2 separate regions of the Homo sapiens genome follow, and region 1 is linked to region 2. A link is a contact called in ENCODE Hi-C or POLR2A ChIA-PET data. All regions are on one chromosome and are shown on one strand. The core of a region is the stretch at or near the end of the contact, and the rest is flanking DNA. Distances in the headings are between cores, read along the strand shown. Region 1 overlaps TLN2 (talin 2). Region 2 overlaps TLN2 (talin 2).

What was found. A loop is a pair of places that touch in the nucleus more often than their neighbours do. ChIA-PET counts read pairs that join two places held with the same protein, here RNA polymerase II (POLR2A). Pooled maps may share reads with other maps.
Region 1: a loop to region 2 is called in a map of ascending aorta, with 1.9 times the contacts of the local background. The contact joins two enhancer-like sites. A Hi-C loop is called at or near these places in 3 of 168 maps with a recorded cell type or tissue (ascending aorta, left cardiac atrium and sigmoid colon) and 5 of 50 pooled maps. POLR2A ChIA-PET finds 5 or more read pairs at or near these places in 4 of 52 experiments (Caco-2, OCI-LY7, WTC11 and 1 more).

What each region holds. Positions count from the first base shown.
Region 1 is chr15:62,469,054-62,475,322 of GRCh38, reverse strand. The region is part of intron 1 of TLN2 (talin 2); the gene reads right to left. Among named protein-coding and RNA genes, the nearest start is that of TLN2, 82 kb to the right of the region's middle. Within about 2 kb of position 4,947, at least 13 of the 41 ENCODE cell types and tissues checked have a DNase peak (open chromatin) inside an H3K27ac peak, as active enhancers do; they include ascending aorta, where a contact is called at or near this core.
Region 2 is chr15:62,429,209-62,435,891 of GRCh38, reverse strand. All of the region lies in intron 1 of TLN2 (talin 2), which reads right to left. Among named protein-coding and RNA genes, the nearest start is that of TLN2, 42 kb to the right of the region's middle. Within about 2 kb of position 2,996, at least 6 of the 41 ENCODE cell types and tissues checked have a DNase peak (open chromatin) inside an H3K27ac peak, as active enhancers do; they include ascending aorta, where a contact is called at or near this core.

The DNA.
Region 1 (6,269 bases), core at 3,698-6,197, 37 kb before region 2:
CTAGAAAATTCCAAAATTCTGTTACACTTTTGGAACAGAACTGAAAATTAATGTCCCCATTAAGTCGGCTTATACAAAGTTTATTTTCTTAACTTGAAGAAATGAAAGTCATTATAAATTTAAATTACCATATCTCTTAGGAAATAATTACTAAGTTGGTGTCACAGTGGTTGCATTCTGTTTCTAGGGAGTAAGCTTCAGCAATGACAAATCGTTAAACGATTCTTCAGGGAGACAGAGCCAAATACCCCACCCTCACTAAATGGGTATTTGGCTCTATTTCCCCAAAGGTCCATTATTATTTATAAGGCAAAAATTAGGGTTTCTTTTGCATAGCGTAGAACTCAGGCAGTGAGGTCATTTGTTTTGAAACTGCAGCAACCAGTCCCACTTTTTTTTTTTCCATTAGCATTCTAGTTACTCTGGGTCAAGAGAGTGAGATGCAGATTTCAGAGAACAGTCAAAGGCTGCAAGGCCACCCACAGCATCGTCAAGGATTCCACCTGGGACAGCCCGGAGTCTAACCTACAGCTCATTTTCCTTTCACTCTCAAACGTGAGAAGCCAATGACGACTCAGACACAAGCAAACCAAACATATTTCAAGGAATCGTCAACAGCCTCAGGGTCCATTTAAAAAACAAAACACTACCATAACCTCCACATTATTCCTTATTCTTTTTTGAGACAGGGTCTCACTCTCCCGTCCTGGCTGGAGGACAATGGTGCAATCATAGCTCACTGCGGCCTCAAACTCCTGGCTCAAGTGATCCTCCCATCTCAGCCTCCCGAGTAGCTAGGACTACAGGCATGCACTGCCACACCTGGCTAATTATTTTATTATTTTATTTTTTGTAGAGACAGGGTCTGACTATGTTGGTCTCAAACCCCCAGGCTCAAGCAATCCTCTCACCTCAGCCTCCCAAAGCACTGGGATTATAGGCATGTGCCACCAAGACTGGCCCATATTATCCCTTATTCTTACTGAGTGAAAAAGGGGTGGAGAAGGGATGACAAATTCCTCTGAGAATGATAGATGCTTTCACTCAAAAAGGAGAACATAGAGACAATTATGCCTTCAGTTTCAAGGATTCATGAGCCCTCTGAAATTTCTTTTCTGAACCTCAGGTTTAGGACCCCTGCTAAATTAACATGTTAAAAGGAATCCTCTTTTATAAGTCTCTCTGAATGCTGTACAATTCCTTTGTTTGTTCTGTTTTGTTTTGTTTTTAGTACAGACTTTCGCTCGTTACCCAGGTTGGAGCTCAAAGGCACATGTCTGGGCTCACTGCAACTTCCGCCTCCGGGGTTCAAGCGATTTTTCTGCCTCAGCCTCCCAAGTAGCTGGGGTTACAGATGCATGCCACCACACCTGGCTAATTTTTGTATTTTTAGTAAAAACAGGCTTTCACCACTTTGGCCAGGCTGGTCTCGAACTCCTGACCTCAGGTGATCCACCTGCCTCGGCCTCCCAAAGTGCTGGGATTACAGGCGTGAGCCACCATGCCCGGCCCTGTACAACTCCTTTGTAAATGCAGTTGTGAATGGCAACCCTAATTACAAAGGGATGCACAGGAAGAGCAGGATCCAGTGAGGAAACCGGCTTCTTGTAGCACTGATGAAAGAGAAGTATGACCTTTGAGCTCACACAACTATTGAAGCCCTCTGCTTCTGCTAGGATTCTTCACTTAATAGTTTTCAGTAGGAACCTTCCCTTACAAACACAGGTTTGTGCTCCGTACTCAATTTTTCAAAATAAGAATAATAAGCAAAAGCATACATTGTTTAGGAACACATACATAGGTAGTGCAACTACGAAAAGCAAAGATCAGTTAAAAGTTGAGATGGGAAGGACTTCTAAGGTATTTGTAACCTGGTTGTTGGCTCCGCAGATGTTCATGTTACTCTTTAAATTACACCTACATTTTGCATACTCTTCTGTATGTATATGGAAATCGAGCACTTAAAAAAAAAAAAAGACAGTTTTGTGTTAGTGACAGGGACCTCCAAGCATTATTCTCAGTGTTATTCCCAATCCCATTTTAAGACACACCAATAAAACTGAAGTGAGCCCAGTGCTGTGAAGGGGTGGGGCCTGACAAGGAACAGTTGAAAGTTCTGTCCCCAGGGCCACCATCTATAAATACACTTTCATTTTTAAAAGTCTACGCCCTGGGACAGTCCTGTGCTCTGGGCTAATGCCACGCTGACCTCTGAGGCTGCCTCCCAGTCTGGGAAAAGCCAGTGTCAGGTTTCTGCAAACCCACTGGTCTTTCCTCTTACACACCCTGCAGGCCTATTTCCTGTGGCACATTCTGTGACCAGGAACAGTCTCATTAAGGCACCTTTGACAGCTAAGAAAGGAGCAAAGAACCAGACATGGCCACAGACTTAGGAGGAACCCTGGGCCACCCCCTTCCTCAGCTGCACACAGAGGCCTGGCTTCCTTGCCTCTCCTCCTCCAAGCACCTCACTCACAGTCAGTTTACCTTCCTCAGGGGAATTCTGCTCATTCAACGAATGCTCAAGTCATCCGTCGGTCGGAGAAATAGGTAAAGGCTATAGGGGCATGATCAGTGTGTCTCAATTCCTAACCCTTCCCACACTCACCACTACTATTTTGACCAAATAAGGAAGGCACACTCCTTTCCTAATCATTTGAACAAGAGTATGTCATCCAAAAAAACTTTTTTTTGGTAAATCTCACTAGTAAACAAAGCTGTCATTTTTATGTTTTAGTTACAATAGCCAAAAATTGACACCATGACATCAAGCAACATTTGAACCCAGTTTTGGATGGCCCACACCCCATACTCAGTGCAGGGCTGAAGCACGGGAGAAGTGCCTACTTGAGTCCTCACTGTTTGCTAAGCTTCGTGCCAGATGCTGTCTAGGGTCCAGAGGCGAAGGGAGCCGCATCCCTGCCTATCAGGAACTCACACTAGCGTGGGTGAAAGGCACACAGAAGGAGCCCTCTGGCATGAGGGTTCTCCCCATGGGACAAAGATGAGGAAGATATAAGGAGTCATCTCGAAGGCTGGGAGCATGTGATCTGGGTTTGGGGGAAGAAAGAGATCTATCAGATAGGTGGTGTGGGGAGGGGTCCTGGAAAAAATGACTTGCACACAGACCCCAAAGTGGGTGAATACAATGCAGGAGGTGGTGGGGTGAGGAGATTCCCAGACATCAGTCCTTGGGACTGACTCATGGGGGTGGGTGCATGGGAAAGGTGGGAACAGGAGCTGAATCAGGGGAAATCAGGTGAGCATCTAAGTCTGACGGGCCTCCTATCCCAAGGTAAGATATTGGAACTTTATTCTGAATGCAGTGGAGAATGTCAAGCGCAGGGGAGAAGGAAGAAAGGAGGCAGGAAATGCACCACTGCGAGCTGGGCAGAAAGGCGCAAGAAAGAAGGAATCCCTCTGCCTCTGCCCCCCATCCTCCTGCTGCCATCTGACTGACTGATGAGGGAGGCTGGGCTGTGCACCTGCCTGCAGCCTTTGGGAAGACTACTGAATTTGTCTTGTGTCTTTATTACAGTCCTGAGTTTTCAAACCCGAATGTGAAAGGGCCAACCTCACCCTTCCCCAAACCAACTCTTATCTTTCATCTCAGTTACCTCCAGATCCTCCATAGCATGACTCTTGGGTGCCAGGCCCCAGATAAGGGGCTGGGGTGTCAGCAGAAAAGGGTAGTTCTTGCCCTCAGGGAACTCTTGTTTGACAGAGACAAGGGAACAGAAAATCCTAGAGCAGTATGAAGGGGCCAGTGGAGGGGACTTCCCTGTAAGGGCCATGCAAAGATGCAGGAAAGGCACATACAGGGTGCGGCTGGGGTAGCACACTGGAGCACACCCAAACTCAGGAGGTGACGCAGGTTATAGCTTATTTCAAAAACATACTCTTATCTTCATATATGACCTAAAGCTTCTTACAAACAGCACTGCCCCTAAGTATGGCAACAATTTTGTGTTTTGTTTTGAGGAAGGATCACGTTCTGTTGCCCAGGCTGGAGTGCAGCAGCATGATCTCGGCTCACTGCAGCCTCGACCTCGACCTCCTGGGCTCAAGTGATCCTCCCACCTCTCAGTCCCCCGAGTAGCTGGGACTACAGGCACACGCCATCATGCCCAGCTAATTTTTTGTAGAGGCAGAGTTTCACCATGTTGCTCAGGCTCTTCTGGAACTTCTGGGCTCAAGCCATCCTCCTGCTTCAGCCTCCCAAAGTGCTGGGATTACAGGTGTAAGCCACACATGCCCAGCCTTGTGTTTGTTTTTACCCCCACCCTAACCCCAGTTTGGAGCAAAACAGAGGAGTTTTATCATGTTGTGTCAGATATTCAAGAGCTTCTTCATATATATGTCAAGTATTGTCTATAGAACAAATTAGCAATGTCCCAGAATTATATTTTGCTACGTTTAAAATGTACATAAGGCCTACTATGACTAATGAAATATGAATTGCCTCGATAGCCTTTTTGTCTTGATATGTTCTCTCTCCAAGGATACTGAAAGTACAACTACTATTGTCTGCAGGGAAGTGTCACCAAACTTTTAGACCTTCAAAGATGCCCCCACCTTTCTCTCCCAGCACAGTGCCTGCACTGGCTCGGTGGGTAACAAAGGCAGTGGCTGGGGGCTGTCCCAGAGCTCCTGCATGCGGATCTCACCTGCCACTTGAGAACTGCATACCATTCTCACCTGCCCAGCACCTGCTCCAGGCCACTCTTAGGGCTGCTGGGGGCAGGGGCATCAGGAGGCCTGGAGCCTGTGGCCTCTTCCTGCCCGTGCTCTCTGAGGCCTGTGAAGGGCCAGCTAGTGTGAATCACTAGGAATTCAAGTTTGGCAGCCTAGCACCCCAGAGATGCAGAGCTGTTATCAAAGGTCCACTGTCAGCCCTGGCCCAGGCCTTTGACTTAAGGGAACTCGCCATTGGATGTAGTGACTAATGCCTGAGCATAAGCCAGGGTCTCGTTTTCCTCACTGAAGAGTTTCAGCCCCTCCTTGGCTGAGGAGCCCGGGTCGGTTGACTGTCTGGGTTAAACATCAAAGAGCTACCTCTGGAATCTGTTTCCTGGTTTGGCCATCCTCCCGAATGGGTCCCATAGGTTGGAAACACTGACTGTGTCTATAAGTGAGCCCTCAGAATTTGGGAAGGATCCCACTTATGTGCAGTCTCAGTGGGAAAGGGGCATGAGATCATTTTGTTCCCATGTTAGTTGCTGAAACCCTTTGTCCTTCTGGAATTGGCAGGCCTTTACTTTTCCTGAGCTCTTAGCAATGGTTTCCCTATAAAGCTATTGTTTTGAGTCAATCACGAAGAATGCTGGACTTACATGTGCATGCGCTCTCTCTCTCGCTCTCTCTCTCACACACACACCCCCACACAAACACACACCCACACGCAAGAGCCATGCCCATTTTGAGCTCAGGAAAGATGGCAAAATCCACCGGGATGTTTTACTTTTGAAGAAGGTGACATATTGAGGAGTGGGTTCTGTATTCTTAATTTGGCTTTTGCTTTTTTAAACTACCAGACTTTAGCTAGAAGAGAGCCAGTAAGAGCAAAGGGATTAAAATATTTCCTTCATTAGGCATCCACTTAGGAATTGCCTGTGTGTTAGTGCTTTAAGGGTGCTTGTGGGTGGCTCTCAAGAGTGCCAACTCCAGAATCAAGCCAAGCACACAAGCAGCCTGAACAAGAGGAGAGTTTTTCTTTGCACACTCCACCAACACAAAGTATTCAGTCACATTGCTCCATCCATTCAGGCCCTATTTCCCAATGGCAGAACAACTAGTCTTCCTCTGCAAACTCCAGCATTCCTCTGGGGCCAATTTAAAAAAGCTTGGGACTTCAAAATGCACGGGCACACTTTTCTTTATAAAGAACAGCTTTTGGGTAAGCAGCATTGTGAAAGGGACTGAATTTATAAATCCACACAAAAGCCATGTATTTCTTTTGAGACAGATCAACTCACACACTTTGTCTTCTGATTCACTGTGTGTGCTATCTGGTCTACAATGTAGACAGTTCCCTAGGTCAGAAAATGCATCTGCTCATGAACAGACAGAAATGGCAATGTTCTTAACACTTGTCTTAGATGAGAAGTCTGCTTACATGCTCACAATAAAACAAGGAAGCAATTTTTGACTCTAGTCAAGAAGCTTCTGGAATCTTTTTTCCAACACAAATGTTTCTCATTTAGTCCAAGCTCTGTTTCAATTACACGCCAAGAAAAGACAAAGAAAAACCCCCTCTACCACCTACTCCT
Region 2 (6,683 bases), core at 1,747-4,246:
GTATTCACAGCATGTGACAGATGCTAATTTCCATAATACATAAACAGCAAGGCCTGGCATGGTGGCTCACGCCTGTAATCCTAGCATTTTGGGAGGCCAAGGAGGGTGGATCACCTGAGGTCAGGAGTTCAAGACCACCCAGGCCAACATGGCAAAACCCCATCTCTACTAAAAATACAAAAATTAGCCAGGCAAGGTGGTAGGCGCCTGTAATCCCAGCTACTTGGGAGGCTAAGGCAAGAGAGTTGCTCGAACCCGGGAGGCAGAAGTTGCAGTGAGCCAAGATCGCGCCATCGCACTCCAGCCTGGGTGACAAGAGCAAAACTCCATTTCAAAAAAATAAATAAAAATAATTTTAAAAATCAAATACAAATCAATAAGAAAAAGACAACAACACAATAGACAAATAGACAGCAGACACAAAAAGTGAAGAGAAAAAGAAATAAAAATGACTTAAGCATATAAAGACAGTCAACTTCTGCGGAGAAAAATGAATGGTTTTACACTGTTGGTGGTAGTGTAAATTAGTTCAACCATCGCGGAAGATAGTGTGGCAATTCTGCAAAGATCTGGAGGCAGAAATACCATTTGACCCAGCAATCCCATTATTGAGTATATGCCCAAAGGAATATAAATCATTCTACTATAAAGATACATGCATGCGTATGTTCACTGCAGCACTATTCACAATAGCAAAGACACGGAATCAACCCAAATGCCCATCAATGATAGACTGGATAAAGAAAATGTGGAACATATACACCATGGAATACTATGCAGCCATAAAAAAGAACAAGATCTTGGTCCTTTGCAGGGACATGGATGGAGCTGGAAGTCATCATCCTCAGCAAACTAAGGCAGAAACAGAAAAACCAAACACTGCATGTTCTCACTGATAAGTGGGAGCTGAATGATGGGAACACATGGACACATAGCGGGAAACAACACACTTTGGGGTCTGGGGGTGGAAAGGAGAGCATCAGAAAGAATAGCTAATGGATGCTGGGCTTAATACCTAGGTGATGGGTTGATCTGTGCAGCAAACCACCATGGCACACATTTACCTATGTAACAAACCTGCATATCCTGCACATGTTCCCCTGAACTTAAAAGTTGAAGGAAAAAGAAAATGCTCAACCTCACATCACACATCATAAGTGATATGAGATTCCATTTTTACCTAGCGGACTGGCAAATATAGGCAGTCTGACAATACACTGTGTTGGCGAGGACTCCTGGGAACAGGCACTCTCATACATTGTTGGTTAAATGATTAAAAATGATACAACTTCTTTGGAGGACAATTTAGCAATATTAAATTAAAGATGAACATACTTTCTGACTTAACTGTTTTAGGACTTTATCCCACAGCTGTACTCACACTTGCAAGCAAGGGAAAGAGCGCGCGCATGCACAAGAGTGCACACACATCAGCAAAAGATAAAAAAAAGACCCAAATGTCAATAGGGAGCCAGTTAAAAGACGAAATGGAATATACTATAATGGAATATAAAACTGCTGTTAAAAAAGAATGAGGCTATTCTATATAATCTAATAGGATATAACTTACAATGTTAACTTTTTTTAAGTAAGATGCTTAAGTACACACACCTTATATACTATATATTCAGAGGGGAAGGGAGTCAGAACATAAAGACACATATACATAGACCACTTCCAGGATAATATACAAATACCACTAACAGTGGTTGCCTTTAGGAAGGGACCTTAGTTTTTAGTGGATGGATTGGAGCAAAGTTACTTTTCACTGCATGCCTCTTTCTACTTTTTAAAATTTTTACATGTGAAATTTAACTTTTTGAAAATTAAAATTGTATTAAAAAGAAAGGAGGACAGATGAGCCTAAATTAGGGAGACAATCTTTTTTTTGGGCGGGGGCGGGGGGACAGAATCTTGCTCTGTCACCCAGGCTGGAGTGCAGTGGCGTGATCTCGGCTCACTGCAACCTCTGCCTCCTGGGTTCAAGTGATTCTCCTGCCTCAGCCTCCTGAGTAGCTGGGATTACAGGTACCTGCCATCACTCCTGGCTAATTTTTGTATTTTTAGTAGAGGCAGGGTTTCACCACGTTGGCCAGGCTGGTCTTGAACTCCTGATCTCAAGTGATCCACAAGAAGGGAAGTGAATCTGGACAGGAGACTCGATTCATTCAAGCTTCAAATAACTGAGGCAGGTATGATAAGATTAGTATCCCTTACACCAGAACAGGGGCCCTTATGTACAAAGGCCATCTGGGGGAAAAAAACCAGTGAGTGACAACCTTGACTCAAAAGCAGAAAACACAACTCAGTCTGTGAGCAGACCCGAAGCAAGCAGGTAACACAATCACAGTCCATAGTCAAGAGGACTAAATAGAGAATTCACACCCCTGAGATTGGCTAACACCAAGACTAGAAACAGAGGTGGTATGCCCCAGCGGTCTGCCTCGGTGACAGTCAGGTGGTACAGGGATTTGTCCTCTGGTTCTCAGCAGGCCCTATGGAGTTTCAGAACTTTGGAATCAGGCCTCCTGGACCAGGAATCGATTAGTCCAGAGGGATACCACAGCCTTAGAGTTGACTTAATTCAGATACAACAAGAAGTTACAAGGCAAAAACCCTCAGGCTTCTGTGTCAGATTGTCCCCTGGGTCCCTGTGGCCAGCAACAGGTATAGGTGAGAGCCTCTGAATGAAACGCCCAGGCTGGAGCCCTGTCAGGGCTGCAGTCTTCTTCCCAGAAAACACCATGATTTGTATTTCAGGTTGAAATTCACATCACCAAATAAAGACACCCAGTTCCTCTCCCTAGGAGTACACATCTCACACCCTCTGCCCCTCTATTTGGGGACCAATGCCTCTGTCAACATACCTATCTTAAAATAGAAACCAAGTGGCATATGCTGTGGTCTATTTCAGAAACTATGTCAAACACATCTGGATGAGTACTCCCCATGCCTGCCTGGCAAGGGCTTCTCCTTGGCTCGTAGGAAAATAGGGCACAGACACTTCTCTCTCCCCTGCCAGTTATGTGAGGGATTTTCTGGAGTCAGCATGTTTCACAAGAGGCGTAGAAACTCTATAAATATGCATTCTAGGGCATAAACCAAAGGACCTTAAATTAGTCATGGCCAAAATACATGTACTCGAAGGAGCAAAACAACTCCTAGTATATTGCCAAGAACACAGTAAAAGCTCCATAAAACACCTCCTGCAGTTTCTTCACCTCTAAGAACCCAAACCTCAAAACATTTAAAAATTAAATTAAATCAAATCACATAACACACATTAGCATGCCTCCGGTTCTTTTCAAAGTGCCTTCACATACATCATCTCAATATGGTACCCTGTGTACGATCCAAAATTCATATGTTAGAAACAATCCCCAATGCAACAGTGTTGAGAGGTGTTTAGGTCAAGAGAGCTCCAACCTCATGAGTGGATTAATGCCACTATAAAAGCACTTGCAGGAGTGGATTTGCTCTTTTGCCCTTCTACCATGTGAGGACACAGCAAGAAGGCCCTCACCAGAAGCCAGCACTTTGATTTTGGACCTCTCAGCCTCCCGAACTCTGAGACAAATAAATGTCTGTTCTTTGAAAATTGCCCAGCCTCAGGTATTTAGTTTTGCATCATGAAACAGACTAAAATGGTCATTTTGTCTTCAATTAGAGGATTACTTTCCCAGAGTGTTTCTTTTCCAGAGGACCTAATAAAAAATTCGATAAAAAATCTAATAAAGATACACTAATAAAAAGTAAAAAAATTTAATTAAACATACACACACTGAGACACTGAAGGAATACAGCCCAACTGCTATTACACCAGGACGAGGCCTGCTATGATTCTGAGTCACAAGTGAATTTGTTGTCTGCATTCAGGAGCTAAAAGAGCAACACGTCCTTTCCAAGGAGCGTTCCAGAAGTCCCATTAACCCAGAGCAAGAGATGGGCCTGGGACCATGCCCGGGGCCCAAGGCCTGGAGCTCACCCACTCTACATTTGTATCCCTGATATTTTGTTCCAATAGAGATGAAATCCACAAAATATTTACACCAAGCTGCACAGAGGCATAGAATTAAATATACATGGGTTTCTGGTCTTCCATTTTTAGAAATTTCCTTTATTTTATTTATATATTTGAGGAACGACTGATGCCATTTTCCCTTTCTTCTTTCTGAATGTTTTTCCAAATGGAGAAAGCTAAAGAAAGCTGCACAAGTCCATGTTTGCTGAGCTATAAAGATTCTTTCAGCATCCAAACTTAAACTACCAAATCAAACAAGCCACTTGTCAATGTTTGGTTTCAAAATTCCAGAGTCTCAGGCTACATGTGATCCTTCCAGGCACAAACCCTGAGAAACCAAACAAGCAGTATGGTCACATTTACCGTTACCTGTTCCGGTGACTTCGGGATATGACATATGTTTAAATTGCCTAATTATGTAAGTATCTAATTTTGTGTTTAACATGTCATCAGTGCACAGTCAAATTATATTCCACAAATATGTAGAGAACATTCGGCCTTAATTAGTTGTTTATCCCTACTGCTGTGCTGCTCTCATCTCAGATTCAAAAATGTTATTGAACTAGGTCTTTTTTTAATGTTCACTTTAATGTATATGCACATATGTAAGTATATTTCCCTTCTCCAAAGGGAAAAGCTCTACACAGTTTCACATGCTCCAGCAGGCTTGTGACCAAGGACTGGGGACACTATGGTAGGCAGAGTCCTCTGCTTAAACCCTGGGAGCCCTTCAGAGAGATGTTTACCTGTTAAAAGTCGTTTCCCCTCAAGCCTCACTCAGTGGGCCTGGAGCTCAAAAGTCAGCTCAAGGTCATTATTTCTAACAAGAATCCAGAGCAAGGTATCAGTCTCTCAGATCCTCCCTTGTGCTTGATCATCCAAATTATTACTATCATCCTGGAAGGAGCTGGGTGTTTTTGTGTATTTTTTTTTTTTGGCTTTTCCTGTTTATCATCTTTCTCGCCTCCTCCAGGAAGCCTTTGAGACTTCTAGACCAAATTGATCTCTCCAATGGCTAAAGTGAGTATCACTCAGTAACTGTCCCAAACAATTTATCCTGAATTACTCACACTTCTACATTACCTTGTGGATTGTTCCCTCTAACCATCTTACTGTTCAATCTGACATACCGGGCCATGACTTATACTTTACTCATGATCGACATGGGGTTTGAGCACAATGCAGGGTACCAGTAAATGCTCAATAAATATTTATTGGTTCGTTTGACTAAGTCTCAAACAGAGATGAGATCTGTCCACTATACATCTGAACTCCTGCAGAATTAAAGTATTAAAGTCACCATCCCCAAAAATGTGGTGCAAATCATTAACTCAAACAAGTGCTACCTCCTCCTAACAAAAATTGCTACCTCGCAAATAATCCAGATTAAGGGTAATTGAGAGTAAAAACATCTAGCGAACAAAACAGAAGCTAAAGTTCTAATTGAGGCCAAGATTCCTCTAACCGGGAAGAGTTTGGACAGAAAATAACAGTTGTAATTGTTTTTGATAGTTTCCATGTCTTCAATTTAACCATGATTGGCCCAATAAGACAGATACACTATTTCCAAAGTCATACAAATTTGCTTTCCACTTAAGACACAAAACAGTTGTTTAACTTTCTAGACACTGGTATGTTCTCCAAAGTCAATTGAACTGTAATGGAATTTTCCACCTCTGAAACACCAATAAATGCTAGCTTACAACAGAAGTCCAATAAGTGTTCAGAATATGTAAACACAGCCACAAAGACCTAATTTTTTCCTTTTTAAAATCTGTACACTTATATATACATTCCAGGGGACTCAAAGGAGAACTAGAATAAACTAGTTTAGGAATATCACTAAATTGGAATCATCATAAAATCAAAACCTTTTTTCTTATCAGTTCGGGCCAGGTCTCTCAGGAAGTCTCCGCATTTATATCGGTTATGTAAAAACCTTAACCAGTGATCTTGGATAAGTCACGTACAGGCTGAAAGGACACGACAGTTCTCAGGAAAACATATTATCTCAATTACATTATTATGGGCCTGAATAATCTTTGCCAAGGAAACTACACAGAGATGCAAACACTTCAGCATTAAGTTATGTTTGCTTCTAGAAAGTTTCTGGTATTTCTGATATTGGTGTGCCTGATGTTTTAGCAATTCACAATAAAAATGACCAAACCACCCCAGGCACCTTGACCAGGGGCCACAGCATCTTCCAGTTCCCACCCCCAAAATTAACCCAAACCTGTTGGCATGTCTAAAGAAAACTTCCAGACTACTTCCTCTCTCTAGCTTCTCCAAAACACACCAGCAATTAAATACATCGGCCAGAGTGAAGTTCCCTGCTAAACTACAAACCCAGCATGCCAAAAAATTAGAGGGGGTAACTAAACCCTGGCCAAGACAGGTCTCAAGTCGGGTGGGGAGACGTCTCACCAGCTAGAAACCACAATGCAGAGTTGGCTAGACACGATCTTAACACATGTGCTTTTCATAAACGATAAGTCTTTCGATTTTCGAAGCACCTAAAGGGAAAGGTTCAGGGGCTTTCACCAACCGATGAATCAGTTCATCCTCCTGGCTTCCCAGAACAGCAAACTCAGATATCCCAGGCAGAACCATCCAACCACACAGGCCTCTCCTCAGTTTGCTACCAGGCATCTTCTCCTCC